Regions from separate parts of the Homo sapiens genome. Here region 2 is linked to region 1. The links are chromatin loops, found by intact Hi-C in ENCODE. Cell type or tissue: MCF 10A. All regions are shown on one strand. Each heading gives the region's core, and the rest is flanking DNA. Links, peaks and the distances in the headings are about the cores only.

Evidence for each region. Peaks named below come from ENCODE experiments on the same cell type or tissue, not always from the same donor. Only the 100,000 strongest peaks of a DNase experiment are listed, where the experiment ranks them.
Region 2: it touches region 1 in a loop (4-fold over the local background); 16 of 110 quality-filtered maps call a loop at or near these places.

What each region holds. Positions count from the first base shown.
Region 1 is chr3:30,035,214-30,051,864 of GRCh38, forward strand. No RefSeq gene overlaps it. Among named protein-coding and RNA genes, the nearest start is that of RBMS3-AS1, 110 kb to the left of the region's middle. In MCF 10A, for the core only: a CTCF peak has its summit at 7,230 (motif pointing right); a DNase peak (open chromatin) is centred at 7,248.
Region 2 is chr3:31,123,618-31,140,268 of GRCh38, forward strand. No RefSeq gene overlaps it. Among named protein-coding and RNA genes, the nearest start is that of MIR466, 30 kb to the right of the region's middle. RefSeq lists an enhancer at 1,945-2,446. In MCF 10A, for the core only: a CTCF peak has its summit at 8,721 (motif pointing left); a DNase peak (open chromatin) is centred at 8,734.

The DNA of each region.
Region 1 (16,651 bases), core at 4,845-8,844:
TGGCTCACTGAAACCTCTGCCTCCCTTCAAGCAATTCTTGTGCCTCAGCCTCCCAAGTAGCTGGAACTACTGGCAACCGCCATCACGCCTGGCTAGTTTTTTGTATTTTTAGTGGAGATGGGGTTTTGCCATGTTGGCCAGGCTGGTCTCGAACTCCTGACCTCAAGTGATCCACCCACCTTGGCCTCCCAAACTACTGGGATTACAGGCGTGGACCACTGTGTTCAGCCTTGTCATGTTAGTCTTTATTTCTGAGATAATGTTGAATTTTTCTTCAATTTACTTCCTAGGATTTGTCAACACTCATATCACATCTTCCTATTTTGGCCCATTTCTAGTCTGAATTTTTGTCTAATTTAAGGTCTTTCATATTTACAAGTGTTCGTTTAAAGATATTTAATTTATATCAGAGTACTGTTTTACAAGTTTTCCATTTTATGATTTCACATGCAGGTGACATAATTTTAATTAGCTGAGGAGTTTTGATGTTCATATTCTGTTTTCTTCTTACAGTAGCTTTATATTGTTATTGCTTGCCATTTTCTGTTTGTTTTTAAATGTCCTAAATTTTCCTGGGTGAATAATAGCATGAGTTTCTGTGTTGGGAGTCTGGGATTTAGGTGGTTTATCAGGTTTCTTAGTTCAAGAATGTACTTTTTGGTTGGCACAGTGAAACGCAGGTTGTTAAATGTAGTGTTTGTGAAATAGAAGAGGGCTGTGTGTTTCGATTCTGTAATTTTCATGTTTCTTTTAGACCCTTAATTTATAAACTTGCTTTGTTCTTTCCCTTCACTGCCAAGCCTCCAAGGGAAGACTTTCCCTATTAAGATAGCTCATCTCTTCCAGAAAGCATTACTCTTGCAAGACTAATACTTGTGGTCGTAGGCACATCCAAATCCTTTCCATTTGACCCGCCCTACATTAGTTACCATCTATTGCTGTATAATAGATCATCCTGAATCGGGTGCCTTAAAGCAAGAAACAATTATTATACCACAGTTCCTGTGGGAAAGGAACTTGGAAAGCAGTTTAAGGGGGAGATTTTGGCTCAGGGCCTCTCATGAGGTGGCAATGAGATGTCAGCCAGGGCTGCAGTCACTTAAAGGGTTGACTATGGCTGAGGGATTCTCTTCCAAGCTGTTGGCAGGAGACCTCTGTTCTCTGGATGTTAGCTGGAGATCTCAGTTCCTCTTCATGTAGGCTTCTTCATAGGGTTGCTTGAGTGTCCTCAGAACATGGCAGCTGGCTTCTCCAGAGTGATTACAGAGACAGAGAGAGAAAGAGACAGAGATGATGATGATGATGATGTTAGTTTTTCCCAGTTGCATCTACTTCTTTTCTGTGTAATATGTTTGACTATTCACCCTGGCATGGGCTTCTCAGGTAATTGTACATAAATTGAAGGTTGTAATATGTTTTCTTTCCTTGTAATGCTATAGGCATAGATTGTAATTTTTCTCTCTCTCTTTCTCTCTCTTTTCTAAATGCTCTGTATGGGTTTGGTAAGTAAAGTAGAAACATTTGTATTCAAGCAGCATTATCCTGAGAGAAACTGGATGTCTCCCAGTAAATAATTTTTTGGCTGTCCTCTGTAGGCCAAGACCAATAAATAATTTTTGAACATGTGAATGAATGAATAAATTGATGCAAAATGAAAAGGCTAATTTATTGAATGAAATGACACTGACCATTATGGAGACTGGATTCTTGTGAACATATAATCAGATTCTTTTGTTTCTGGAGAAAATTGGAACCCATATTATAACCACAATGTTCCTGGGTAAGAATAGAATGGGTAAATTGGATTCAGTTGTAAAATTGGAAAGTTTAGTATCATTAGACCTTCTTATGTGACCACAGTGCTGCCATTGGCATGATAGTTGCTTGGCAGGATGGTCTCAAAAGGAAGGTAAAACCAATAACCTGTTCGGTGAGTAAGCCCTTACTTTGTACTCAGGCTTCTCAGAACCATGTTCTACTGTCTCAAAACATGCCTGTATTGGTTGGAAATATTGTCTTTTCATGCACATACATTACAACATGAACAATGGGAACACACACATTCACACTTGTAGATAGGGGCTCATGCACACCTGCCTATTCAGATAGGACCCAGCTCTTTACCTCATGGAGAGAAATCCTGGCAGAATGGAAGCACTCAAACTTTAAAATCAGACCTGGGTTCCATAGGTCACAGTGGGCTCTCTACTTAGAGAACGTGACCAGGATACTACATCTCTCTGGGCCTCAGGTTATGTGTCCAGATCCTTAAGACAATTTTTAATTTCTCTCTCAACTAATGCATCTTATTAAAGCTTTTGGTTTTCAGAGGCAAAATTCGTTTTTTGTTTATGTTTTGTTTTTTTCATTGTTGTCTTCAAATATGTCCAATTTTGTTTGGCTTAAGCTTTTTTATTATTGTCACACTCTCAAAAACACACTTTGCATTTCTGAGGTAATTCAGAGTGTCATATTCTGTAGAATCTCTTCTGATAAGATTCGAACATTTTGGAAAGTTTACAATTTTCTCAAGTTGGGAAGGAAGGAAATCAGTGTTACTAATTTCTTTTCTTTTTTTTTGAGACAGAGTTTTGCTCTGTCGCCCAGACTGGAGTGCAGTGGCGTGATCTCAGCTCACTTCAAGCTCCGCCTCCCAGGTTCACACCATTCTCCTGCCTCAGCCTCCCAAGTAGCTGGGACTACAGGCGCCCACAACCACGGCCGGCTAATTTTTTGTATTTTTAGTAGAGATGGTGTTTTACCTTGTTAGCCAGGATGGTCTCGATATCCTGACCTCGTGATCCACCCGCTATGGCCTCCTGAAGTGCTGGGATTACAGGCGTGAACCACCATATTCAGCCACTAATTTTTAAAATATATTTTATTGTATTTTATTTCATTTTAAGTTCTGGGGTACATGTGCAGGATGCAAAGGTTTGTTACATAGGTAAATGTGTGCCATGGTGGTTTGCTGCACCTATCACCTAGGTATTAAGCCTAGCAAGCATTAACTATTTTTCCTGATGCTCTCCCTTTCCCCACACACCCCCAACAGGCCCCAGTGTGTGTTGCTCCCCTCCCTGTGTCCATGTGTTCTCATTGTTCAGCTCCCACTTATAAATGAGAACATGAAGTGTTTGGTTTTCTGTTTCTGCACTAGTTTGCTGAGGATAATGGGTTCTGGCTCCATCCATGTCCCTGCAAAGGACATGATCTCATTCCTTTATATGGCTGCATAGTATTCCATGGTGTATATGTTCCACATTTTCTTTATCTAATCTATCATTGATGGGCATTTGGATTGATTTCATGTCTTTGCTACTGTGAATAGTGCTGCAAGGAACATACCTGTGCATGTATCTTTGTAATAGAATGATTTCTATTTATTGGAGTATATACCCAGTAACAGGATTGCTGGATAAAATGCTGTTTCTGATTCTGGGACCTTGAGGAATTGCCACGCCGTCTTTGACAATAGTTGAATTAATTTACATTCCCACAAACAGTGTAAAAGCATTCCTATTTCTCCACAGCCTTGCGCCAGCATCTGATGTTTCTTGACTTTTTAATAATTGCCATTCTGACTGGTGTGAGAATTGTAATGTTGATTTACATTTCTCTAATGATCAGTGATGTTGAGCTTTTTATCATGTTTGTTGGTCACATGTATGTTTTCTTTTTAGAAGTATCTGTTCATGTACTTTGCCCACTTTTTTTTTTTTTTTCTTGTACATTTGTTTAAGTTCCTTATAGATGCTGGATATTAGACTTTTGTCAGATGAATAGACTGCAAAAATTTTCTCCGATTCTGTAGGTTGTCTGTTTGTTAATAGTTTCTTTTGCTGTGCAGAAGCTCCTTAGTTTAATTACATCACAGCCAGGCACGGTGGCTCACACCTGTAATCCTAGCACTTTGGGAGGCCGAGGCAGGCAGATCACCCAAAGTCAGAAGTTTGAGACCAGCCTTGCCAACATGGTGAAATCCCATCTCTACTAATAACACAAAAGTGAGCCAGGCTTGATGGTGGGCACCTGTAATCCCAGCTACTTGGGAGGCTGAGGCAGAAGAATTGCTTGAACCTGGGAGGCAGAGGTTGCAGTGAGCCAAGATCACACCACTGCACTCCAGCCTGGGTGACACAGCAAGACTCTATCTCAAAACAACAACAAAAAATTAGTTTAATTAAATTTTATTTGTCAATTTTTGCTTTTGTTGCAATTTGCATCTTTTTTGCAATTGCATGTCTTCATCATGAAATCTTTGCCCATGCCTATGTCTTTGTCATGAAATTTTGCCCGTGCCTATGTCCTCAGTGTTATTACCTAGATTTTCTTCTAGGGTTTTTATAGTTTTAGGTTTCACATTTAAGTCTAATCCACCTTGAGTTAATCTTTGTATGAGGTGTAAGGAAACGGTCCAGTTCCAGTTTTCTGCATATGGCTAGCCAGTTCTCCCAGCATCATTTATCAAATAAGGAATCCCTTCCCCATCGCTTGTTTTTGTCAGATTTCTCAAAGATCAGATGGTTGTAGATGTGCAGTCTTATAAATGAGTTCTCCATTCTGTTCCATTGGTCTATGTGTCTGTTTTTGTACCAGTACCATGCTATTTTGGTTACTGTAGCCTTGTAGTATATTTTGAAGTTGAGTAATGTGATACCTCCAGCTTTGTTCTTTTTGCTTAGGATTGTCGAGGCTACACGGGCTCTTTTTTGGTTCCATATGAATTTTAAAATAGCTTTTTTCCATAATACCTATGTCAATGGTAGTTTAATGGGAATACCAATGAATCTATAAATTACTTCGGGGAGTTTGGCCATTTTGACAATATTGATTCTTCCTATTTACGAACATGAAATGTTTTTCCATTTGTTTCCTCTCTGATTTCCTTGAGCAATGCCTTGAGTAGTTCTCCTTGAAGAGGCTCTTCACTTCCCTTGTTAGCTGTGTTCCCAGATTGGCACCACATGGCACTTACTCGAAAATTGATCACATACCTAGAAGTAAAACACAGCAAATGCAAAAGAACTGAAATCACAAGGAACCATCTCTCAGACTACAGCATAATCAAATTAGAACTTAAGATTAAGAAACTCACTCAAAACCACACAACTATGTGGAAATTCAGCAACTTGTTCCTGAAAGAGTCCTGGGTAAATAATGAAATTAAGGCAGAAATCAAGAAGTTCCTTGAAACTAATGAGAACAAAGAGACAACATACCAGAATCTTTCGTATGCCGCTGAAGCAGTGTTAAGCGGGAAATTTATAACATTAAATGCCCACATCAAAAAGCTAGAAAGATCTCAAATCGACACTCTAACATCACAACTGAAAGAACTAGAGAACCAAGAGCAAACAAACCCCAAATCTAGCAGAAGACAAGAAATAACCAAGATCAGAGCAGAACTGAAAGAGATATAGACATGAAAAAGACTTCAAAAAATCAACAAATCCAGGAGCTTGTTTTCTGGAAAAAATAAATAAATAAAATAGACTGCTAGCTGGACTAACAAAGAAGACAAGAGAGAAGAATCAAATAGGCAAAATAAAAAATGATAAAGGTGATTTCACCACTGACCCTCAGAAATACAAACAACCATTGGAGAATACTCTAAACACCTTTATGCAAATAAACTTGAAAATCTAGAAAAAATGGATAAATTTCTGGATACGTACACCCTCCCAAGACTGAAGCAGAAAGAAGTTCAATCCCTGAATACCAAGAGCGAGTTCTGAAATTGAGGCAGTAATATATAGCCTACCAACCAAAAAAAGCCCAGAAAAAGACAGATTTACAGCTGAATTCCACCAGAGGTAGAAAGAGGAGCAGGTACCATTTCCTCTGAAATTATTCTAAACAATTGAAAAGAAAGGACTCCTCCCTAACTCATTTTATGATGCCAGCATCATCCTGATACCAAAACCTGGCAGAGATACAACAACAATAAAAGAAAACTTCAGGCCAATATTCCTAATGAACATCAATGTAAAAATCTTCAATAAAATACAGGCAAATGGAATCCAGCAGCACATCAAAAAGCTCATCCACCATGATCAAGTTAGTTTTATCCCCGGATGCAAGGCTGGTTCAACATATGAAAATCAATAAATGTAATTTATCGTAAACAGAACTAAAAACAAAAACCACGATCATCTTGATGGACACAGAAAAGGCCTTCGATAAAATTCAACATCCCTTCATATTAAAAACTCTCAATAAACTAGGTTTTGAAGGAACATACCTCAAAATAATAAGAGCCATATAGGACAAACCCACAGTCAATATCATACTGAATTGGCAAAAGCTAGAAACATTCCCTTTGAAAATCAGCACAAGACAAGATTGCCCTCTCTCACCACTCCTATTCAACATAGTATTCGAAGTTCTGGCCAGGGCAATCAGGCAAGAGAAAGAAATAGAAGTTACTCAAATAGGAAGAGAGGAAGTCAAATTGTCTGTTTACAGATGACATAATCCTCTATCTAGAAAACCCCATTGTCTCAGTCCAAAAGCTTCTTAAGTTGATAAGCAACTTCAGCGTAGTCTCAGGATACAAAATCAACGTGCAAAAATCACAAGCATTCCTATATACCAACAACTGACAAGCAGAGAGCCAAATCATGAATGAACTCCCATTAACAGTATTATTTATGAATAGGGCCCAAACCTACAATGGTTGTGAAAATGGGCAAACATGCTGCAAATCAAGCTTGCATTCACAATAGGTCTCATTTTTGGTGGTGGTGTTATTTTACTTGTTTGTTTGTACAACATCATTTCCAATGATTCCATTTAAGTAGGCATTTCTCTTACTGGTAGTAAATTTTAGATTATGTGGTTAAAAACACCAAACAAGTCATAAGACTAAGTTATCAAAGACAAAGTTTAGAAATGTTACTACTTCTAAAACTATGGAATTGGGAATTACCAGAATTCTTTTTAATAATTTTTTTTAAAGCACACCTCAAAAATGTATCTATAGAAGCCTCAAATTCTGAACAAATCAACATAGGATGAATATTCAAAAGTAGGGGACTTTCTATTCATTGAAAAATCAAAACAAAACACACACACGCACACACACCCCCCAAAACAGCTGGCATTACACTTCATGGAAGTCTTTCAAATCCTAGGACACATCTGTCTAAAATGAATCTAGATTTCTTTGAACATTGACACTTGGTTTTAAGGATTAAGAGACACGATAGTGATTCTGTTCCACCAGAGGGCACCACAGACTACAATCCAGCAAGCGTGCTTGTGGGTCTGGGTACATAAACTCAATAATTTAAAGCAGCTACTTCTAGGCTTTGCATTTTTCTAACATAGAGAGATTTTTAACTTCAACAATGAGTATTATTGATTTTTCAATAAGGTAGGATTTATTTTAAACACATTAATTTCACTATACACTTCTGAAATTTTTACCCCCACATGGAAAACAAACAAAAATAAAATGGAAACAGTAGCTTAATCTTACATGTATATGTGTACTTCCATGAGGTTATTTATTTCCAAGTCCGGTAATGGAAAGCTGTTTTAGATACAGTAACTCTATGACAAAGTCCACCTAAAATTTTGCCTCTTGGGATTCATCTGGGAAAAGTATTTGGAATTTGTGGGTTCTGTAGAACAGGTTCTAATATCCAAGGAAACTACAAGAAGCAAGGCTTTCCCCTCCAGATGTTTCTTAGCACTAGAAATAAAATGTGTCCTTCCATTTCCAACTCAGTAGGGCTTTGAGAAACTCCTGCCGCCTTCAGCACAGAGGATGCCCCAGCCCATCGCCTATTGAAAATCCAGGCTTTGCCTCAAATCTCTGACAATCAAATGCTTTCAAGCTATTCTTTAGTTTGCTTCAAATGCTGGGCCTATAAAGACAGATTTACTTATATTCCCTTTGTACTCTGAGGAGCAAATTTTATCAGCTGAAAGCTCGCTTGCAGTCTCCTTTGAGTGTTCAGTAAGCCAAACTGCTTGTGAAGTATAACCCCCATGACTGCTTTCCACAGACTGATTAGGACTGAAATAGTGAATTTGAAAATGCAGCACCAGTTGAAATTCATGGGCTGACAGAGGATCACAGCTGATCATAATTTCTCATGTGAAAATGTGATTTCCCTCCCCCTGTTTCCTCTTGGTAAGCTGCTGAAAAGTATTAAGTGAGTTTCCTAGCCTGTGGTCAGGGATGTCTGCACTTGTGCTGCTGGGGAGACACAATTAGGAGGAACAAAGGTATCAGAACTCCAGGCTCTGACTTTTTAGGCTTACCAAGAGATAGCTTTCAGGCCTATGAACTGATGAATCCTATACCAAGGGGTGCAGGAGGAGGGAAGCAAATACTCTTAAACAGCTTAAGCCTCTCCCCTAGTTTAATATATTTTCCACAATCACTTTGGATAACAACATGATCTTGTATCTAATGCTATCTCACAGACAACACAGCTTTGAGGCTGAGTGGTCATCGAAATCCTGAAAGCGCCCTCCCACCTTCCCGGAGACTCTGGATAGTTACCCTAATTGTTTCTATTTTTATATAGCAATTAACAAATTACTAAAATTTGTTAAGAGAGTAAGTCCGAATGTTAAATGTTGCTACCAAAAAAACTGAAACAAAGGAATATAAGAAAAATAAATATTTTATAATTTTAAAAAATTATTAAACCATTTAAATATATAACTAAATGGATATTCCACAGAGCATTTAATTACTTTGTTAGCAAACATAATTTTTCTTCTGGCTCCCCTCCCCTTTCCCACAATATCATGTTTTTCTTATTCTAATCCTGCCCAATGCTACACTATTTTACATTTTCTACAAAATCTAAATCCTCCCCTTACAAAATTTAATTTTATGAGAATTCCTGCCTGCTACATGTTTGAGCGATTTAATGGGGAACATGGCCTCTCACACTGGGGCCCCAGATTAACGTAAATAGTAAATAGAATTGGCAAGTTGTAATTGATAATTCAAAACTCTTGGTATGGGCATTCAGTCTGAGTAAAGCAGTATATTCTTTTGCACTGGAATTACAGAAAACCAGTGTGCTTACATTGATCAGAATCTATTTGGTAATTAAGTGTTTCTGACTCATATAAATAGGAAACGAAATGGTTACTAAGAAAATATATGGAGTTCTCCATCACCCATTCATCCCTACTCTTCTAATTGCTCTCTGGCCCTCCTTCCCTTCAAAGTATTTAAGGATTTGAAAGAGATGTTTGTTATTCATTCATACTTCTCATTTCCCACTTTCTCCACAACCCCCAGAGATTGATTCCTGCTTCCAAACCTACTTAATCCTTGTATGTGAAAGCTACCAATGACTTTCTAGTTGCCAAGATCAACATAGAAAAGTTTTCCTGTCCAAATTCGATTTGCCTTTCTCTAACATCTGGCATCATAGAGTTTCTTCCTTCACTGATTCTCTCATCTGATTTAACTTTCTGTCTCTGGTTGTTTCCTCTCTGCCTCTTCCTTCCTCCTTTGCATATGTTTACACATTCTCTTGGGTTCCATGCCAATTCTTTCTTAGTCTATGCGCCCCCTAAATCACCTAATCCTGACTTCAACTACCATTTAAGTAATGACATTATTGAACGTTTTCTCTCGTTCAGATTTCTAATTCAGCTGGACATTTCTGTCTCCTGAATTTCCCCACCAGGAGGTCTGGAGTGGAGAAAATGCTATGTGTCCACCTAAACCTTTGCTTCATATTTGTGTTTTACTAGACATTTGCCAACCTTCCTTGCAGTTATGCAGGCTGTATGATAGACATAGGGCTAATGGGATGTGGTTAGAATCAACACAGATCACTTCTGTGTATCATCCGTATCATGGTCTGTGCGATCACCCGAGCTCTTTCTCTTCCCCGACAGCATTAAAAGATGATAGTTTCACAGGTTCACCAGCCAGAAACATTTGCACCAGATTTTGCTGGAAAGAAGAGTCAAGTTTTGTTAGGCCACTGAGAATTGCAGTTGTTAGTTACAGCAGTTAGACCACTCCAACTATTGCAGCATAATAAAGGATTTAGTATCTCTAAAATGGAACTCAATTTGCTCTACAAGACAAATTTCCTATCTCAGTGAATGGGAACACCAGTTTGCCCAAACCAGAGAATTTAAAGGCTCTCAAAATTTATGCTTCAAACTTTTCCCACATTAAGTTAAGTTTCTTACCAAAACATGTTAATTTGAACTTTTTAGCATGGACACTCTCTAGTTCAGGCCTTCATGGTTTCCTAATTGTTCTTTGCTTTTGGCCTCCCCTCCCATCATTTGAAGTCCATTTCCTACACCCTTTGAAGGATAATCTTGTTCTTTTTAATTATTTCCTTTCACTTTAAAAATTAATAGCACCAATATTGTGCTAAGAAATAAATATATGCGTATTTTAGAAATATTGGAGAACTCAGAAAAGTATTAACTAGAAAATAAAAGTCAATTACAACCTTGAGACCCCATGTAAACACTATTAAACATTTGGTTCATGGGTTCCTATGTTATTTTTATGTTTGTGTTTGTAATCTATTTATATGCCTATAGATAGATATACCTAAAATTCTAAATTTCATAGATAGGTATAGCTAAAATTGTAAATTTAATGTTTATATCAAAGTAATACATGTATAACTTTTAAAAGTTGATTATTAATACAGCATTTGTACTGAAAACCAACCGTTCCCTGTCTCATTCCTGCCTATTTTTATTCTACTCCTTAGAGGCAAATGCTTTCAAGTATTTTAGTAACTTATTATTGATGTGTTTTTCTCCATATTTTTAAGTAGCATGCAATTCACTTTTTTAAAAATTGTATCTATTATCTACTGACTTCCTGCTATATAAAATGAGAATTTAGTTTTATTACATCCTATTTCCCCACACAAACCTACTTGACAATAAAATTATGTCACTCTTTTTGGTTAAATGCATGATATTTACATTTTATTATGCTATAATTACTTAAAACTGAGGTTCTTAAGTACACTGATTATGTTCTTGCTCAAGTTTTTCTTTTTCCTGGCATTTACTTCGTTTACTATATATCTATCATGAATTTATATCTTAAAAAAAAACACAAACATTCTTTTCACTACATAAAACCACTTTAGATATTTAATTAAATACACTGTGGGGGCAATTTCCCTATTAAAGCCCTCCATATTCATGTTCCAATCAGGACTATATATTTTTAGAATCTATAATATGTAAATAATGCTTATAAATCAATAATAAAAAGAAAAATGAAAAGAGGTGAATGACTATTTACAAAGGGAAGACAATGGTCAATAAACATGAAAAGCTACTCCATTTTATGAGTGCTGGCAAAATTAAAACGCTTGAAGATACTAAGTTTATTAGAAAATTAAACATTTTATTACTCTGTAAATATCACTTAAAACAGGCTTTTAAGTACAGAGGCTCTTGGTACAACCTTTTGAGGGAGTAGCAGACTGTGCATAACCTAGATATTATATACCGTAAAGCAACTCTTGCTCATATATCTGAGCAGACATGTACATGTAGGCATTTTGCAGCATTGTTCTTAATAGCTCCTAATGGGAATAATTCCAATGTCCATCAATAGAACATTGAATAAATAAAATATGGTATCTTAATGCAGTGGAATGCAGTACTGCAGTGAAATTAATAAAATCCATATCTGTATGAATGAATCTCAAATAATAAACACAGAGAAACAATAAAATGCCAATTTTAATATAGTGGTTATTCCTGGGAGAAAGGTGTTGGGGAAGAAATGGTACAGAAATACACACAGGACTTTAACTGTATTAGCATTTTCTTTGTGAAGCAGCATGGTGACTATATTATTCCTCATACCTCTTTGATTTAAATATTTCATAATCTATAAAAAAGCTCAACTGGAGTCACAATACTGTAAGAGAGCATAGTTGGTGTGTTCTTTGAGTATGCAGAAATTGGCTGATAGCATTGGTTGTGAGGTCCCCATTAGATGAATCTCAAGAAACCAGGTCATGAAAGTAATGTTATTTAACAGAAGAGAAAGAGAAGGGCTAGCCACTTGTTTTTTTCCCATCTCTCTAAACTTCTCTTAGTGACAAGAGGTGCTGTGTTTGGGTTATATTTTGGGAATAAGTCTCATGGATTGGTCTGTGGCTATTGAGTAATTTCATTTTGACTCAAGGGAACTTTATGTCTGAAGGTGCATTAAATAGCAATTAAGTAAATACCTGCCTAGAAAAATGTGCTTTGAATGTGCCAGCCTGTTATTATACCTGGGAAATGCCTTCAGAAAAATTCAGCCTGCTGCAATCCTAAATCTTGCAGACTTGTGTGGAAATGCTGAAGGCTTTTTCAGATTTGCACATACCTTAATGTCACAGAAGTCTGACTTGCTAACTAAGCTAAGATACTCTGTCAGTGATGTTTATTAACAGAATTTTGAATTGAGTCCTGATGCTTCTGCATGTGTTTTACTTTAGATTGAACACATTTCTGCATTGAGCTGTCATATTTTCCATTGTAATGATAGAAGAACTGCACCAGGGACACAAAATAAAAGGCATTGCATCAGAAGCAAATCACATAACAACCCTAGAAGTTGCATTGTGCTATATTGTCCGCCATTAAAAGGAACTCTGTTGAGTTCTGCAGGGAAAGAAATGGATTGAAAATTAGAATTCACTCTCATCTTTACTAACTTATGTCTGGTGGTATGGCAAGTAACTGACTCTCTCAGCATTTGTACTAAAATGTTAAAATGTTTATAGCACTTACAGGGGCATTAGAAGGCTTAATATATGTTTAGAAATTCCTACTAATAAGCTGCCTTTCCTCTGAAGCATTCGAGATACTAAAACTAATTAGGTGCTATCTACTCATTAAGTACTAAATGACTGTTTTTATTGAGTTCTGAGATTCTAAGGAAAAACTTGTGAGGCATAATTATTGTCGGCACTGAATAGTATATATGATGAGTGGCATGAAAACAATTCATTTCATTACTATAGCAGATTTTAGCTATTTCACTGTAGGAATGGGATAAGGTACTGTTTAAATCAAAAGGTGAAATCAACACTGACATATCTGAACCTTCAGATGGCTCAGGATGGACCCTCAGGATTTCATGTGAGTTGAGACTAAGGATAATGAGTTTCTTTATTATCCAATTTGTATCTAGAAAAGTTAACCTCCAGAACTACTGTCTTAGAAATATTCTAGTGGCTCAGCAGGATGCATAAAGTCTGCTCTTTGGTAGAGAAAAGAATGGTCAAGAACTTAGAAGAGAATGAAATACTACAGCCATATTTTCAAAATGTCACTCAGAGATTTCTAGAATGACCATCTAAAGTCTGAAGTCAGGGTCAGGGCACTGCAGCACGTCTTAGGTGTTTCCTGTACAGGCAACTTCATGTGATCATGTCTCAGCTTTCAGCCTGACCATGTCACCACCCTCCCTCCCTCCTGGAAAGTGTTATCTTTGTTTGAGAGAGAGATACTTTTTTTCCCTTATGTCCGGGTAGATTATACCACAGCATACCTTATGAATTGTATGGGGCAACTTAATAGCACTAGAGGAAACTTGCATTTCAGTGGCTTACTGTAGTTGACAGGTAAACCGAAGAATTATCCTGCACAATGCAACTATAAAATGCTTTAGAGTTTCTAAAGTGTTTCCATTACTGTGCTGATTCTAAAGTCAGAGATAAAAGTCTCATTTTTTATAGCAGCTTTTCCAACTATAGGTATATTTGTTCCTTGCAGAATAACTTCTGTGTGCTGAGAACCAGCTGGGGTTCTCTAATTCTTAAGTTGTGTTCTTAAAACTTTTAGACGTGAAGAATCTAGAAAACTTGAAGTCTTGTTTGAGATTTATATTATTTTAATTCCAAATAAAAGAAAGTCAATTTTATATGCCTGATTCTCAAGGAGGAGATGTATTAATATTTGGCTTAAAAATCAAGCTGCAGGGGGAGCAAAATGTAACCGATCTCAGACACATCTGGAACTAAGAAATTAAATACCAGCAAAACTTTCTTTCTGCCTCTCATCTTTGATTTTTTTTTAATTCCAATTTTTTTATTCTCCTTCCTTTTAGACCAGTACCAGAGCTGTGCTGATTTATGTCATCTCTAAGTCCTAATTAAAAAAAAAATTCCAGGGAAAGAATTTTGATATGGTTGGAGTCAGGGTTGGTGGTACAAATAACAAGAAAACCTGATACTCCCAGGAGAATCTAATGGTTATAGCATAGCCAAGAAAAACTCCCTAAGTAAGATGGATTAGTACTTGGGATTTTGCAGCCACCAGAATTTACCTGCCTGTTCTCCCAAGGATGGAGGTTATATTTATCTACTCATGGTTCTATAACCAAAATATCACAGATGGGGCAGCTTAAACAACAGAAATTTATTTCTCACAGTTCTGGAGGCTGGAAGTTCAAAATCAAGATGGCAGAAAGGTTGATGTCTGGGAAAGGATTTTCCCTTGGGTTGTAGATGGCCACCTTCTTGCTGTGTACTCACATGGCCTTTCCTTGGTGCTTGCACACAGAGTGAGAAAGAACTAGCTGGTGTCTCTTTTGATAAGGTCACCAATACTATTGGATTAGGAGCCCGTCCTATGACCTCATTTAACCTTACTCACCTTTTTAAAGGCCCTATGTCCAAATACAGTCATGTTCTACAGTACTGGGGGTTAGAACTTCAAATATACTAGGGTGGAGCCAAGATGGCCAAATAGGAACAGCTCCAGTCTACAGCTCCCAGTGTGAGTGACGCAGAAGACAGGTGATTTCTGCATTTCCAACTGAGGTACCAGGTTCATCTCACTGGGGAGTGCCGGACAGTTCGTGCAGGGCACCGCGCATGAGCTGAAGCAGGGCAAGGCATCGCCTCACCCGGGAAGGGCAAGGGGTCAGGGAATTCCCTTTCCTAGTCAAAGAAAGGGGTGACAGACGGCACCTGGAAAATCGGGTCACTCCCACACTAATACTGTGCTTTTCCAACGGGTGTATCAAATGGCACACCAGGAGATTATATCCCACACCTGGCTTGGAGGGTCCTACGCCCACGCAGCCTCACGCATTGCTAGCACAGCAGTCTGAGATCAAACTGCAAGGCAGCAGTGAGGCTGGGGGAGGGGCTCCCGCCATTGCTCAGGCTTCAGTAGGTAAACAAAGCGGCCAGGAAGCTCGAACTGGGTGGAGCCCACCACAGCTCAAGGAGGGCTGCCTGCCTCTGTAGGCTCCACCTCTGGGGGCAGAGCACAGACAAACAAAAGACAGCAATAACCTCTGCAGACTTATTGGGATTTTGCAGCCACCAGATTTTACCTGCCTGTTCTCCCAAGGATGGAGGTTATATTTATCTACTTATGGTTCTATAACCAAAATATCACAGATGGGGCAGCTTAAAGAACAGAAATTTATTTCTCACAATTCTGGAGGCTGGAAGTTCAAAATCAAGATGGCAGAAAGGTTGATGTCTGGGAAAGGATTTTCCCTTGGGTTGCAGATGGCCAACAGCAAGTAAGATGGATTGTCTGATAGCTTTGAAGAGAGTAGTGGTTCTCCCAGCATGCAGCTGGAGATCTGAGAATGTGCAGACTGCCTCCTCAAGTGGGTCCCTGACCCCCGAGTAGCCTAACTGGGAAGCGCCCCCCAGTAGGGGCACACTGACACCTCACATGGCCAGGTACTCCTCTGAGACAAAACTTCCAGAGGAATGATCAGGCAGCAGCATTTGCGGTTCACCAATATCCGCTGTTCTGCAGCCACCGCTGTTGATACCCAGGCAAACAGGGCTGGAGTGGACCTCCAGTAAACTCCAACAGACCTGCAGCTGAGGGTCCTGACTGTTAGAAGAAAAACTAACAAACAGAAAGGACATCCACACCAAAAACCCATCTGTATGTCACCATCATCAAAGACCAAAGGTAGATAAAACCACAAAGATGAGGAAAAAACAGAGCAGAAAAACTGGAAACTCTAAAAATCTGAGCACCTCTCCTCCTCCAAAGGAACACAGCTCCTCACCAGCAACGGAACAAAGCTGGACGGAGAATGACTTTGATGAGTTGAGAGAGGAAGGCTTCAGAAGATCAAACTACTCCGAGCTACAGGAGGAAATTTGAACCAATGGCAAAGAAGTTAAAAACTCTGAAAAAAAATTAGACAAATGGATAACTAGAATAACCAATGCAGAGAAGTCCCTAAAGGACCTGATGGAGCTGAAAACCACGGCACAAGAACTACGTGACGAATGCACAAGCCTCAGGAGCTGATGCGATCAACTGGAAGAAAGGGTATCAGCGATGGAAGACGAAATGAATGAAATGAAGTGTGAAGAGAAGCTTAGAGAAAAAAGAATAAAAAGAAACGAACAAAGCCTCCAAGAAATATGGAACTATGTGAAAAGACCAAATCTACATCTGATTGGTGTACCTGAAAGTGACAAGGAGAATGGAACCAAGTGGGAAAACACTCTGCAGGATATTATCCAGGAGAACTTCCCCAATCTAGCAAGGCAGGCCAACATTCAAATTCAGGAAATACAGAGAATGCCACAAAGATACTCCTCAAGAAGAGCAACTCCAAGACACATAATTGTCAGATTCACCAAAGTTGAAATGAAGGAACAAATGTTAAGGGCAGCCAGAGAGA
Region 2 (16,651 bases), core at 7,058-11,057, 1.1 Mb after region 1:
TTCACTGCTACTAAATAACAACATCTGGATATTATTTATCTGATTCATTTTACCAGTTTGATATTTTAAAGGGCAAAGTGTGAAGTACCTGGCAAGTGTGATGCTAGACTTCAATACAAGCACCTTGTCACCTTTTGTTTAATGCCCAGCTTGCTGCAAGCGTTTGAGTTTTCAGCCCCTGCTTAGCACGTTGGTAGGATTAGACAGTAGGGAGACTTGGACCCCCCAGGCCAAGGTATTATATGGGAGAAGGAGAAGAAGAAAAGGCCAAAATATCAGGGAGACATCACAAGATACACTCTGCCACTTTCCAAATTTGCCTTGCTTCAATTTTGCTGGGATGCACTTTGTACTGTGAACAATTAAAGTATATTATAATATTCAACTTGAGCATCTAGTCTCAAGCTTGATACCTAAAAGTAAAAATGATATAAACAAGTACTTATTAGAATTTCCATAGTAACAGCAGAGATCGGGGGGAAAACACAATAACAGGAAACTTGAGAAAATATCACCTGTTACAACTTTTAATAAGTTGCCTTTTAAAAAATTTTTGAAACTCAAAGTAGCATAATTAAAGTGTTTTGATCTTACAATAATACACACCTGGGTCTCTAATACTTACTGTGTGACCCTGAACAAGTCACATAAACGTTTTGAGCCCCAGATTCCCCATTTATAAAATCGAGATGATAATATTTCTTTTTCAGGCTTATTAGGGATTTCTTAGTCCTCTTTTAAACATTTATTGAATGCTGAAAGAGATCAGAATATGCCACTCCAAAATATGCCACTGTGGTGTATGAATTGTTTTGAGCTGAAGGCAACTGAAAATCAACAGATGCAGAAAGAAACATTTTCAGGGCTTTCCTTATCTGACTAAAAGCAGAAACTTCTGAGAAATGAGGATTGCCATTAATCTTGTCGGGCTGGGGTTGGGGGTGGTTTGGCCACAAACCAGATGGAAAAGTTAGCACCAACATGAATCTTCACTAAGAAATCTTACTAAATTATCCTGTCTTCCATTCATTTCCCCTGTTATTAACTTTCCCACAATGTGCTGCCCCTAGAGCTCAACCTCTGCTTTTCTTTGTCTAGTCACTTCACAATTTATCACTCTTTGTTAAAATGGTATATAAGCACTGAGTCAGCTTCTTTGGGTTTTCATTTCCTTTATGTAGAGGCCTCATGTATGTAAAATTAAAGTTTGTATGCTCTGTCTCCTGTTAATCTATCATTTAACAGTTCAATTCACAGTCCTCAGACGCTTAACCTAAGAAGAAAGAAGAAAAGCTCTCTCCTCCCCCACAATGTCAACACTATTAATGAATGTCAGATATTGCTAGAGACTCAGGGTACAGGATGAATTGGGTTATGTTTTTTTCCTTTCAGGAAAAGATCTATTGAATATAGGATACCTGGATGGAGTCTTAAAAGGTGATTCAGTATTCAGTGACACAGAAATGTGGGGGTGGAATACAGGGCTATTCCATGTGGAGGACCGCGCTTAAGTGATTACATTGAGGTAAAAAAAATAGCATCAAATGAGCTTCAAGTGCTTGGTATATGATAGGTGCTCAGTAGACATTCTTTTTCCTCTTTTGTGCCTTCTTCTCTAGAAATAAACCCAGTTCATGCCATAAGTACTATTTTAAAAAATCAAGAAGGTCCTATAAGTGCTCAGCTACTCCAGGTGTGGTCTATGGACAAGAAGCCTTGGCATTACCTGGGAGCAAATTAGCAATGCAGCATCTCAAGCCCCCATTGCAGACCTGCTACATTAGAATCTGCAGTTTAACAAGATTACCAGGTGATCTATATGCACATTAAGGTTTGAGAAGCATTGCTAGGGGATAAGGTATAGGAATAATTTCTCTGGTAGGTGGAAGGATGGTTCCAGAAAGCAGAGAGGTTTGTGGAGAGCTCCTAAAATGTGACGGTTGCAGTAGCAGTGAGGTAAGGAAGGGTAGGGCATTTGCACATGATATGGGATGGTTGATTAAGAGCTGCTACTTGCTGCGGATTTACCTCCAGGTGTCCTTTATCCTCAGTAATGTCTCTTTTCACTAAGTAGCCTATTTTCTCCTTGTTGGTCTTGTTCTTAACCTGACTTCCATTTCAGACAAATGTCTTATGGCAATTTAGGAAGCACATTCTTGATGCAAATGATAAAAGGCTCAAATTAGAAGTCCAGGCCTTCTTTAAACAAGATTAACCAGCTCCTGCCAGAAGTTGAAAACTGTTAAATTAAGTTTCTTAGTAGGGCCTGCTGAGCTTCTTTTCAACCCCTTCTTAGCACCACAGCAGCGTGGAACTCCCAGAGATAAAACCCAGTTTTCATGCAAGGAAATTGCTAAAACCTACAGTTTGAGGATGCAGGAGCAAGTGCCTCGCCTTTGAACAAGGTAGAAGGAGAGAGAAATAAACTACCACTTCCCGTAGTGCTAAGGGACTGTGGGGAACTTGTACATATACAATCCTTGCCTTGGCAAGTATCTGCTAACTCTGGGCTAGACTTTTTTTTTTTTTTTTTAACACATTTCACTCTTCCTGCACTCCTCATTTATGCAATTTAAATAATCACGTAAAAATTAGGTAGGTAATGTTAGGGAGGAAAAGTTTTTTCTCTACCCACTTCAGTTCAGCACTTGGAGGAGTGCAAATTAAACTGACAAAAGATTAACAGGAAAAAATAGACTAGGTTTATTCACATACATTTATTCAGGAGCTTACAGAAAATATGGCTCAAAGAAGCAGTTATAATTTGGGGCTTATATACCATCTTAATAGGAGAATGGGAGGGAGAGAAAAGGCACTTATGGAAAAATGAATGACTCGGCACAGATAAATTGGCCCTTAGGAGAACAGATGGGAAGTATGACAGTTTTATGGTAATGTTAGTTCATGTGATTTATCTGGTGATAGGAATCAATCCCACCCCCTCACCCCCCACAAATAATAGGAATCAATTCTTCCCCTACCCCATGTAGGAAAGCCTCTTTTGAAGGAGAATCTATGGCAGTTGAATTCTTTTGAAAGGCTCTGCTTTTTCAGGCAGATAAGGGCAAGGTGGGGGTGGGGGTGTCAGGCAAAGCCTCCTTCTGCATATGTTGATTCTCAAATGTCTTGAGCTCAAAATAATTTTATCCCATAGTGGTATATTCCAGATCCCTTCACTCATTAAGAAAATAAGGGGACATATAAAGAACATACATGCTGTCTCTAACACACACACACAATCTCCCACTATTGCCCCAAACTGGAAATGACTATTAACATTTTGATTTACTTGTTTTTCAATCCCCTTTCTGTTCATTTTTTTGGCACATGGTTGAGATTATAATACATAACCAGTTTTGGTTCTTACTTTTTCAACTTAACATTTTCGACTTAACATTTAAGAAGTGTATATGAGAAAAACTTTTTAAAATTTAAAATTATGAAATCTTTCAAACATAAACTGAAGTTCAGAAAATAATATAACAACCACCTGGGAACCCATTGCCAGGATTTAAGAGATGTTAACATTTTACTATATTTGCTTTGAATTACTCTGAAAAGAATATGTCACAAACGCAGTTAGGGCCTCTACTCACTTCCTCAAGCCTTGTTACAATCACTTCTATTCAAGGGTCACCACTGTCCTGAGACCGGTACATTTTATTTTCAGGTCTATTTTTAACTTTTGTCAATAATACATACTAATATTTGGTAAGATTTTAAATTTTACATAAATGGTATCATGTTGTATATATCCTTTTGCAACTTTCTTTTTATCATTCAATATTAGGTCACCTTGGAAAAAAATAGTCTTTTTTCCATTTAATTATACAAATGGAAAGTAGGTATCTTGTTCTGTTGGAAAATGTTTTAGCTTTACCAGGGCCGAGAGCTTAGAGCTAGCGGCAGTGGAGTTAGGAGGTACATCACATGATGTGTTTATTTGAATCCATTAATTGATAAAGAACTCAAGGAACATTCTGGAAGAAATAGCTGCAAGGTCAAGACCCCATTTCTCTTAAGTTTTGAGTTGTATATGTAGGGGAGTAAAGGTAATCTTTTCTTCCTCACTCATCACAAGCTTTATGGGTTAGACCCCCATAAGAAAAGACAGATTAACAAAAGAAAAGCATAACAAATTTGTTTTAAAGGTTTTGTATTACATGGGAACCTTCACAAATGAAGACCCAAAGACTCAGGGAAAACTGTGTTTTTATGAACTGTGGTACAGAAGCGTGAGGAGGAGGACAAAAGGGTGTGATTCAATGGTAACATACTGGGGAAAACTCAGCAAGACCTGCTTGTTCAAAGTTTTCTTGGCCTCTAGGTATCAGGCAGGATCCCTTTGGGATGAGGGTCTTATGACTTATTTTCAGGGGAGGTAGGTCAGAGAATTCTTTTATGGCCTGCTTCAGGGAAACGTCATGCTTATTTGGTTTTCTTTTTTCTTTTTCTTTTCTTTTCTTTTTTTTTTTTTTTTTTTTTGAGACAGAGTCTTGCTCTGTTGCCCAGGCTGGAGTGCAATGGTTCACTGCAACATCCACCTCCCAGGTTCAAGCGATTCTCCTGCCTCAGCCTCCTGAGCAGCTGGTATTACAGGTGCCCGCCATCATGTCTGGCTAATTTTTGTATTTTTTAGCAGAGACGGAGTTTCACCATGTTAGTCAGGCTCTGCTGAAGTCTTGAACCACTCAAAGTCATTCACAAGGCTTGGAATAAACTTTTTCCAAACTCCTTTTAATGTTGACATTTTGACCTTCTCTCATAGATCACAAATGTACTTACCGGCATCTAGAATGGTAAATCCTTTCCGTTAGATTTTCAATTTACTTTGTCCAGATCTATCAGAGTAATCACTCTTTATGGAAGCTATAGTTTTACAAAATATAATTCTTACATAATAAAACTTAAGTCAAAATTATTTCTTGATCTATAGGCTGCAGAATAGATGTTGTGTTAGCAGGCATGAAAACAACACTAATCCCCTTGTACATCTCTATCAGAGCCCTTGGGTGACCAGGTGCAATGTCAATGAGCAGTAATATTTTGAAAGGATTATTTTTTTTTCTTAGCAATGGGTCTCAATGGTGGGTTTCAAATATTCAGTAAACCATGCTGTAAACAGATGTGCTCTCATCCAGGCTTTGTTGTTCCATTTATAGAGCACAGGCAGAGTAGATTTAGCATAATTTCTAAGGGCTCTAGGATTTTCAGAATGGCAAATGAACATTGGCTGCAACTTAAAGTCATCAGTTGCATTAGCCCCTAACAAGAGAATCAGCCCATCCTTTGAAGCTCTGAAGCCAGGAATTGACTTCTCTCTAGGTATGAAAGAACCGATAGCATCTGCTTCCCATAGAAGGCTGCAGTGAAAATCTGTTGCTTAGTGCAGCCATCTTCATCAATGAACTTAGATAGGTCTTCTCAGTAACTTGCTACAGCTTCTACATCAGCACATGCTGCTTCATCTTGCCCTTTTATGTTATGGAAATGGCTTCTTTCCTTAAACGTAATGAACTAACCTCTGCTAGCTTCCAACTTTTCTCCTGCAGCTTTCTCACCTCTTTGCCTTCATAAATGGCGTTAAAGTCTTGTTTTCGATTAGGCCTTGGTTTAAGGGAATGTGCTGGTTTGATCTATCCAGACCACTAAAACTTTCTCCATACAAGCAATAAGGCTATTTTACTTTCTTATTCATGTGTTTACTGGAGAAGCACTTTTAATTTCCCTCAAGAGCTTTTCCTTTGCATTCTCAACTTAGCTAACTGTGTGGTGCAAGAGGCCTAGATTCTGGCCAGTCTTGGCTTTCAACATCGCTTCTTTAAGCTTAATCATTTCTAGCTTTCGATTGAAAGTGAAAGATATGCAACTCTTCCTTTTACCTGAAGATTTAGAGGCTCTTGTAGGGTTATTAATTGTCCTAATTTCAGTATTTTTGTGTCTCATGAAATAAGGAGGCCTGAGGAGAGGGAGAGAAACAGGAGAATGGCCAGTAAGTGGAGCATTCAGAACACATATGATATTTATCAATTAAGTTCACTGTCTTATATGGGCATGGTTCACAGCACCCCACAACAATTACATAGTAACATCAAAGACCACTGGTCACAGATCATCATAACAAATATAATGATGATTCTTGAAATATTTTGGTAACATAAAAATTACCAAAATGCGACACAGAAACATGAAGTGAGCACATGCTGTTGGAAAAACTGACTTTCTTGATGCAGAATTGCCACAAACCTTCAATTTGTAAAAAGTGCAATATCTGAGAAGCTCAATAAAGCAAAGTGTAATATAATGAGGTATACCTGCATATCATAATTTCAAGAAAAGTTTCGTTTTTTTGTTTGTTTGTTTGTTTTTGAGATGGAGTCTCGTTCTGTCACCCAGGCTGGAGTGCAGTGGTGCAATCTCAGCTCACTACAACTTCTGCCACCCTGGTTCAAGTGATTCTCCTGCCTCAGCCTCCTGAGTGGCTGGGATTACAGGCACACACCACCATGCCTGGCTAATTTTTTGTATTTTTAGTAGAGATGGGGTTTTGCCATGTTAGCTGGATTGGTCTCAAACTCCTGACCTCAGGTGATCCACTTGCCTTGGCCTCCCAAAGTGCTTGGATTACAGGCATGAGCCACTGCACCCAGCCCAAGAAAAGTTTTTTAAAGAGTAATTTTATATTGTATTTCAAGCTGGTGAAGTGAAACCTACATATGAATGATTGTTAAAGTCTTAAATGTATTTATCAGAGCCCAGTGCTTCTAGCTGAAGATTCAGGACACATCTTCATTTTTCTACTTGATGCAGCTCATTCTCATAACCTAACCATTTTCTAAATTTTCTCTCAACAGAAATAATGTTACTTCACTTCTCCACACACTCTCTCCTCTAGCCTTCTCTGCATTTTTATTAGAAAATGCTAGAAATCTGTTAAAAGAGATGATCAAGCATGGATGGGAATGAAGGCATTCTCAATCTCCAGGACAACGACTTTAGGGCAAATTGATAGATTTGAGAGCAGATGGTACCCACCACACATGCCTTTCCCAAGGGAAATGAGGCCCAGCCTTTGGCATTGTCGCATCTATATTTAGCAGCCTGAATTTGCCTCATTGAGGTCTCGATGTGCACTTTACAAAGTGTCTTGGTACTGCTCACAATAGAGAAGTATCAAACCAAGAATATTCCTTTCAGCCACAGGGCCCTGCTTTCCACTGGACATGGCATATTCCCATGGCATGCCTTCATTTTTGCTCTGTGTGTGCATTTTTACCCTTTTCTTCCCTCTAATACTCTCCCTTATGTAGTTTTTTAAGGCAGGCTCTTTGGATCACTTAATTCTGTTCCAAAACTTGCCTCTGTCCTGCCGACAACTCCAAACTTTTCCCATTAAATTCCTGTTGGTTAAACACTTTTCTTGTCAAGTCCTCACTAAAAGATTTCAAATCCAGCTGAAAGAATTCCTTTGACTGCATAGAGAACTACTTCCTTCCCTGATACAACATGGGTCCAACGGCAATAGCCAGTGCCTATTTTAGGTGGGCTGCAGACCTTGAAACTTTCCAAATGTAAAATGTACCTAGATACAAGGATTTCTATGTATTACTAGAAAAAGTATGCCCTAGTAATACCCTTTGTTCTTTGCAGCATGACACCTAAATTACTTTATTCCAGCATAGTGCCTGACACATAAAATATGTTCAATATATGATGCAGAAGGAAAGAGAAAGAAAAACAGTAAGAAAGGGTGGAAGGGCAACATGAGACTAAGTATCTCTTTGTAGTCCAGAAGTCTCTTTTGCTTTTTTCAAAATTAACTTCTTTGGCAAAATATTCTGTAAAATAATTATTCTAAAATCAAAAAGAAAACCCACATATTACAGCCTCTTCTTGGATATTTGCACATGACACTATTAAAAGTGCTGGGAAGTCCTGCATCAGAGAAACATGTTTGATTCTGTTTCTTCCAGAGTATTCCATGGAATTCTCCTCTATGAATCCTTTTATTATAATCTATTCACATCCTACAGGACCAGTGTCTGTCAGAGGACACTTTGGCAAATGTAGCTTTAACTCAACTAGATATGATTTAGAGACTGCCAATGTAAACTGTTCCCTGCAAAGAGCTTCTGAAACCATAATTATCAACTACATAAATGCCTCTGAGCCTGCACCAGGATCATCCTGATTAAAATACTTGCTCATATGAAGTTAAGAGCATATGAACTATTATACTATAAATTTTGTGCATCCTAAATATACCCTGAGCCTTTGTTGGGAGGATGCTGTTGAGGATGCTGGCAGCTAAAGTCATGCCAGGCAGTATGGTTACAGTCAATGGGTGTGTAATGTTCCATTCTGGGGGTCATTAAAAATGAACCACATGATTGAGAGACACATTTATTTTTGTATCGTATGATCCTGGCATTCAGTTCCATTCTGCGTCATGAATTTAACACAGCCAAACAAAGCATTGATTACTCCCTTCAAATTCAGTTGGAGCCTGCCATGTTTAATGAGAGGGAAGCAAGAGATTATTGAGACCACAGTTTGCCAATGTCAGTTAGCCAATGATAAAGGCAATCTGAGCCTATATTACACAAAAAAGAATGGAAAGTTGGCCTGCTTGTGGTGTCCCTCATGCCACTGGGAGGGAGGCAAGTATATGACTTCTCAGATTTTTTTTTTTGTCACCAGATGAATAGTCTACCTGTTACCTCAGTGTGAGGATGGACTGACATCTAGTGGATAACCAGGTGATTGATATTTTTGTTATAAATTGCACTGTAGAAATGAGTAAGCTGCATAACAACGGTACTTGAGAAGGTAGAGTTTAAATAAAATTTGAATTATAAATATAGACTTTTTCCTCATGGTTGAGACCAGTTAATTAAATTTGTATTTAAAGTTAATATTATATTTTGAAGATGTTTCCCATTAACAATACTGTCCCATTGTCTTATGAAATAGTGGTCCATAATTAGACACCTACCAAAATTAACAACTATATATGTAAAGACAAATAACATAATGCCAGAAACACCCAAAAGATGGCATGGAAGGATTTTTATTTTATACATTTTTGGAAAAGAAAAATGTCTATTTCTCAAACACACATGCGTCAGTAGATTGTAGCCACCTGCCAGTAAGGAATTTAAGAATTTTAAGAAATTTGGCTAATAATTTACAAAGCTGAGTACAGTTGTCTCATGTGCTACTCTGATGGGGGAGAGAAGGGCAAAAGATAAGGTTTATGTGTCCAGTTTCCCTTGTATCATTGGTCAAGAGCATCTGTGATATTGATCTTACTTTTCTGGTTTATTGAATGATACCTTGTAGGAAGTAATTAGTGTTAAGATGTGAGGAGAAAAAGAGACAACATCTGTCTCTTCAATTCTTGAAGTGTGAACCAACTGAGAAATAAATTAAAGAAGTAAATTAGACAAAGATTTAAAAATACAAGTTTTATGCTTGGTAAAGCAGATTGAAGAATGCTGTTCAAACTCTGCCCAACATAGATCTTTCTAATACTGCCTTTTCCTCCTGGATTAAATGTATTCTGAAATAATTACAGTGCTTCTGTCCAGTTCTTATCTAGTGTCTATGTTCTCCAGAATTGTATGAATTTCTAACAACCTCTATATTTATCCTTCTCTAATATACAGTGGTAAAACATTATCAAAAACTTGGAAATAAGGTAAAGGGAAAGTAGGGTGTTTTCTCAATGCCATACTAGAATTTTGCTGAATAGGCCTACACAAAGGATTGTTTAATTTTCTAGGAGAATGTATCTGTTTTTGACTTACTACACATATGTTAATTTGTAGAATTTTGTACTGAAAGATTGAATATACAAATAGAAAGTTGCCAGACCATATATAAAAATAGACCTCTGATCCATAGCCTGCAAAAATCATCCCCGGAAACCAACCCATAATCTATAGGAAGCCAGCCTACTTCTGACTTATAGCCAGCCTGATTTACAGGAAATCAGACCACCATCTCTAGTAACCATCCAGGAAGCCAAAAAATAGCCCCTGTAACAATTGGCCCAAAATGGGTAGGACTAGATTAATAACTGACAGTTTCTTTAATTTCTGTTTCTGTTTTCAACTTAGTACTAGCCAGAGAAAGCCAAATATGCATCCCAACCAATCACATGGGATGCACCATTTCTAGTTAGCCTGCCTTCAGCTCCCCCATGACAGCAGCCTTCAATCAGAGTACCCCCAAAGCCTTCCCTTTTTACCACTATAAATAAGATTTTTCCTCTGCCTGCCTTTGAGTCTCTTCCAAAATACAAGTAATAGTGGCTGACTCCCTTGCTCAGCAAACTGTGAACAGTAGCCTTTGTTTCTTCTCATTTTGCTTGTTGTCATTTACTTCCATCTTCCACTAGAAAAGAGAACCTTAAAAGTTAATGTTTATTGCCCCATAGAACATTAACCAGTTTTCTATATAGCCTAGCAATCTTATTTTAACATTTTTTTTTGCTAGTGTCTAGAAATAACTGTTCCTCATATATTCTTGGAACCAGTTTTACTATCTCACTTGTTCTCTCATTAATAGGTTGACTAAATTGCTGACAAGTAGACGTTCTACATTTGCATGGCAATTATGCTTTTAACTCTTTGAAAATTACACATCGACAACAGAAAAGAAACAGAATGCCTGTGAGCATCTAAGAAGAAATTCATGTCTATATTTTACCTGTATTAAAAGCTGTGTTAACAGAGGAAACTGGATACTTATTAGGTCTACAAGGTGTCTTCAATTTATTTTAATGTTGTAAAATTGCTGTGCCATAGTTATTTGTTGAAGAGATTTACCAAACTTTCTCAGATCATGGTCTATTCGGAATTACATAGCTCCGAGTGACCCAACTTGAAACTTATATTCGTCAGTTTTTGCTATTTAACAACCCCCAAATCTTACCTTCAGCATTTATTTTTCTTACTCAAATGTATGCAAGTCAGTTTGGTGGTTCTGCTTTAGGTGTGGGTTGGGTTCAAATCTGCTCTACCTCTGGTCCAGAGACTACTAGGGACAAATTCTTCTCGTGGTGATGACAAGCAAGAGAACAAGCTCAGCCACACAAGCAAACCTCAGCTATGTCATGCTTGCTAGTATTCCACTGGCCAAAGTAAGTTACCTATCTAAGCCCCAGGTCAGGGGACAAGGGAGGTATACCCCTCCTACAGCAAGAAGCACTGCAAAGTCACATGTTAAAGTATGGACGTATACACCTCTAACAGGGAGGGAGTAATATAATCTAATCCACCGCAAAAACAAAACTGTAAAGGAAGAAAGAACACTGTTGATCAGTTTTCAGAGCACTGGCATATAGTCACAGACCAGATGTGGGAGAAGGCAAGTGGGGATAGGACTCATTTCCCAGAGTGAAAGACCCTCAGTTGGTGTAATCACAGATCTTGAAAATCTGCAGAGCTATTTGGCAGAGTGAAAATCATAATTTCAGAAGAAATTCACCACTAAGCATTAATCAAGCTTTAAGCCTTGTGGCAGCCTCTGTAATGCAAATCTCAGGATGTGTCAGAATAATTATGCACTTTTGCCCTATTGTGCTCCAGTTCCCAAAAGCATTGATTAAGGTAGAAGTAAACAATGCCCTACTAGCAGAAACCGAGTCCATGGAATTAGAGGACAAGTATATTCCGAATATACTAAGTAACATTTATGAAAATCTTATGCAACCCAATTCTGAGCAATGTATGATTCCCTTTTCTCTTTCATAAAACTAAATGAAAGCTAAAGTCTAATTCATTGATATGTTTATATATACTCCATAGTTGTCAAGAATTATTGTCTGTTAAAATGCCAGTAGCTTATTGATTGTAATAGATAGCTTATTAGGCTTAAATGTTATTTTTTATATAAACTTGACCAAACTTTGAAAATGCTCTATTAAACAAAATTAAGAGAGGTCATTGTTTTGGACCGAGCTTCTGCACTAAGGCCCCAGCAGACCAGACCAGACTGAAATGGGGTCACTAATGCTAAATGCCACATCATCAGACTGAAACTTTAAGAAAGCAAGCAAATGTCCAAACAGACCAATGTTTCCTGAAAACAAGAGATTCACAGCAATCAAGTCTACCTGAGTCAGCATAAGTTCCCTGTGCTTTAACCCTTCCAAGAAAAGTAACCTGTAGTAAACCAGTGTTAACCAACCTGCTTTTTAAAAAATTGTTCTGTTTCCTTGTTCCCACCTTACAAAAACCAACTGTTCTCTCATGCCCCGCAGAATACTATTCTATTTTATTAAATAACGTGTTGCCTGATTCTAGAATCACAAACAAAAGCCAATTAGATCTTTAAACTAATTTGGGGGGAGTGGTTGTAATTTTGTCTTTTGACAGCTCTTATAAAACTGATTAAATCCATTTTTTTACTTCCAATAAACGATAATCAATACCCTTTTCCATGTAGCCCACCCAAATATCTGTGTCTAATTACATGGCCAACTGTTGCAAAACTTTAGATACCTAAAAGGAAAATACTTCATTCTGCCGCCCAAGTTGTATTTTCACTAACCATTATATTCTTGAGATTCTCCCATTGATAACATGTGGTTTTAGTTAACTCATTTTCAGTGCTATATTGCTTTCCATTGTTCATATATTCCATTTTTAAAATTCAATTTTGTATTAATAATGATTTTGAATTATTACCACACTTTGTCACCCCAAAACATTCTTGTTTCTTATTCTGTCATCTATCTGTCATCTATTAGTGTCTCAATGCTAATACTTACTTCCTAACAGACATGCATCATGGTTGGAGTTTAGCCTTAACTTGTTGTAAAAATGGAGAAAGAGGGACTTGCTGGTGTGATCTGTTGCCCATCCACAACAACATCCTATTAATGATAAAGGCCAAAATGATTGTAGTGAGAGAAACATTCAAGATGTTCTAGTCTGGGCCAGGCTTTGTGGCTCTTGACTAACTTGCTCATGCATCTCTGGTCATTTGGTGGAAGGCTGATTTGTCTAGAATGGTCTTATATTTCTACAGATAGGCTGGCTGTTGGCTGGGTCACTGAGCAGCTGGCCACGTGTCTCTCATCTTCCAACAGTCTCCAAAGGTAGGGTACCAAGAGAGAACAGAAGCTCTCAAGGCCTTTTGAGTATACATATGGGCTCTGAACTGGCACAACATCACTTCCTCCATTCTATTGGCTAGAGTAAAACACACAGATAGCTCATATTCAAGGGCAGTATTCCAGCTATCAATTTCTATGCAAACCACCTCAAAACATAGTAGTTCAAAACAACAATCCTTTGTTTTGCTCACAAATCTGCTCTTTGCAGAGCTTGGTACAGAAGTTCATCTCTGCTCTAGTAGATATCAGCTGGGAAGCTGAACTAGGGCTGAAAGATCTACCTCCAAGATGGCTCCATCATCTGGCTGGCAAATTTCTCTCCTGTGATACTCTCCAGGGGGATAATGGCCGGGTCCTAAGAGCAAGCATCACAAGAGACAGGAAATAACAGTTAAGTTTCTTAGGGCTTGGCCCAGACACTGGTACAGCGCCACTTATACTACATTCCTTTTGTCAAGCAGTAAGTACCCAGATTCAAGTAGAGGAAACATAAACCCATCTCTCAATAAAGGAGTGTCAAAGAATCTGGGGACTGTACTTTAAAATTGCCACAGGCAGTCTCTAGACCTCACTGTTGATGGAAGAGATGATAATGTCACCTTGAAAAGGGCATGAATGCTGGAAGGCGGTTAAAGAACAAAACCCTTTTCGCAATCTATCACAGTGTGAATAGGGAGAGGGAAGGAGTTTCTGATTCAATATTTTTTCTGCTCCTTTTAACTAAACTATTATTTATCTTTTCAGCTTTATGTTAGCTATAACTTTACCAAAAGGTAAATTTAGAAATACTATTCTTATTATTTAAATGGTTTAGAGGACTTTAAATAGGAAGCTTTTATAAATGTTTCCTTTTTATTTCAAAATAAATATTAGCACTTTAGCTCCCCTTGAAAGACGTGAAATCATGTTTTATTGATGGGATAACTATTATAAAACAATAGTGCATGTAATCATCTTATTCCACTTGACGGGATGAACATAGCCATTTTTCACACAGAAAAGACAGTAAAGTACTCATTTACTGCTGTGTAATCAATTTAAAATTTCTCATTCATATGAGCTGCAGACTCATTGATTAGACATGGAAACTACATAAGCTGTGGCAACCCTGAATTTTCCTTTGGCTGTCTTCTCTGTGCCTTATGGAACACAATTGAAATGACCTAGAGGCCAGTAAAATGGAATTACTCATCAGCTTTCCCCAGACCCATTCATACCTGCTCAAACATTGCTCCATGGGACACAATCTTTTCTTTGGGGAGAAAATCTAAGTCACACGCATCTTTTAAATTCCCAAATCCTTGTTTTCCTCTCCTAGGCAGGAATCTGATTTCAGAAGAGGGATTTGACCTTATGGAAGTCCAAAAAATAAAATATTGATAGATAGCGACCACATAGTGTGGTTTGGTAAGCTGCATAGTAAGGTTTATACCCTCTAAGAAAATAGCACTCCTAGGGAGCGTTGAAGTGGTAATTGCTATGATTCATTGAGCATTTGGTTTGGGCGAGTCTCTGCATTATGAGCTTTTCAAATGCTTTCAGTTAGGACTGCATTTGGCAAGAAGAAACAAAATCTTACATGTAATAACTCTTAAAAAGTGAGCATAGAGTATGCTTCTATACTTATAGAAGCATAAGTATGAGGCAGCATCATGATACAATCAGGAACCTATGCTTCTTTCTGTTGGGATGTTCTTATTTTGTGGTTTTCATCTTCATGTTTGACACCATGGTGTTGCAAGTTGGCTGCTTTGTCTCTAGATGGAAGCTACTATGACAATCTTCCTATGGGAAGCCTGAGATTCCAGACAACACAAAGGAATCACAGAAAAGAAATGGAAAAACAAAAAATAGAGACTGGAGACTTTGTTCACCTTGTTTTAGCCAATCCGAAAGATACTCTTAAATTATACATATCCCTGACCTCTTAAGTTACATGAGTCACTACATTCCCACCGTCCCCACTTTTTTTTTTTTCTTTTAGGTAGGGTCTCACTCTGTTGCTCAGGCTGGTGTGCAGTGGTATAATCATAGCTCATTGCAGCTTTGAACTCCTGTGCTCAAGTTATCCTCCCACCTCAGCCTCCTGAGTAGCTGAGTAGCTAGGACTATAGGCATGTGCCACCACACTTGGCTTTTTTTTTTTTTTTTTAATTTTTGTAAAGTCATGGTCTGCCTATGTTGCCCAGGCTGGTCTTGAACTCCTGGCCTCAATCCTCCCACCTTGGCCTCCCAAAGTTCTGGAATTACAGGCATGACTCCTGAAACAAGGGAGGCACGAAGTGTGCCCAGCCTCCCTTTCTATTAAATAGATTGGAACTGAGTTTCTTGTCTTATGGAATTGAAAGAGCCTTAACAGACAAAAACCCCATTTTGCAGATGAGAAAATGTGAGAGTCTCCAGATCTATCTAAAAAGAAAAAAAATTAGTTGCTCTTTCCATTCACGTAGCACAAATTCATACAGTGAAAATTTGGAATATGAGGAACTACGGGGATGAATTTGTGAAAAACTGCAAAAGTGATATTTCAGGAAGAATATACAGCCTTGAATAGGTATAACAGCAATAGAGACTGAAATTTATTGAGCTAAAAATTTAGAAAGAGAACACCAGGATAAATCAAAATAAAGGAAGAGGAGGATAAAGAAAAGAGCAGATAAGTTAATAAAACAAAAACTAAAGATAAAAATAAAGAGGATTACAAAATTATAATGGAAGTTTAAAAATATTTATATGTAAATTTAAATTAAAATTAAATCTATCAAAACTTGTACATTGAGGCAAAATTGATATCTGGAAAGAAATTTATAGCTCTAAATGCTTGTATTGGGGGAAAAAAGCTGGAGGTTAATTTTTTAGACATCCAATTTAAGAATTTAGAGGAAAACAAAATGAACCCAAAAAGTAAAAAAAAAAAAAAAAAAAAAAAAACGAAGAAGAAGAACATAAAATAAGAGCAGATCAGAGAACAGGATCAAAAAGCCAAAGCTGGTTCTTTGAAAAGTCTATTGAGACAGACAAAAGCCTAGTAATCATTAGCCAGGGGTAGAGGGATGGGAAGAAGAAGGGAGAGAAAAATAAATAATATTAGGAATGAAAAGAAGGGCATATGAACAGATTCCACACAGATGTAAAAAGGAATAAAATAACATTATAAACAATTTGTATTACAATGAATTTGACAACAGATAAAATGGACACTTACTAGAAAAATATAACAGTACTGATTCAAGAAGAAATATAACCTAAATTGTATGAGAAAATAGAACCAATAATTAAAAATCTGTACACAGGGAAGTCATTTTTCAGTCAGGTTCTATCAAATTTTCAAATAAATGGTTCCAAAATACACAAACTCTTCTAGAGACTTACAGATGAAATATTAGTCCCCATCCATTCTAAGAAAGCAAAATAACTTTGTCACCGAAACTAGGAAAGAACATGAAAATGACAAGCCAATTTTATTCATAGAATGTGATCCAAGATAGGAAAAAAATCTTAAAATCACAAAACTCAATAAACATA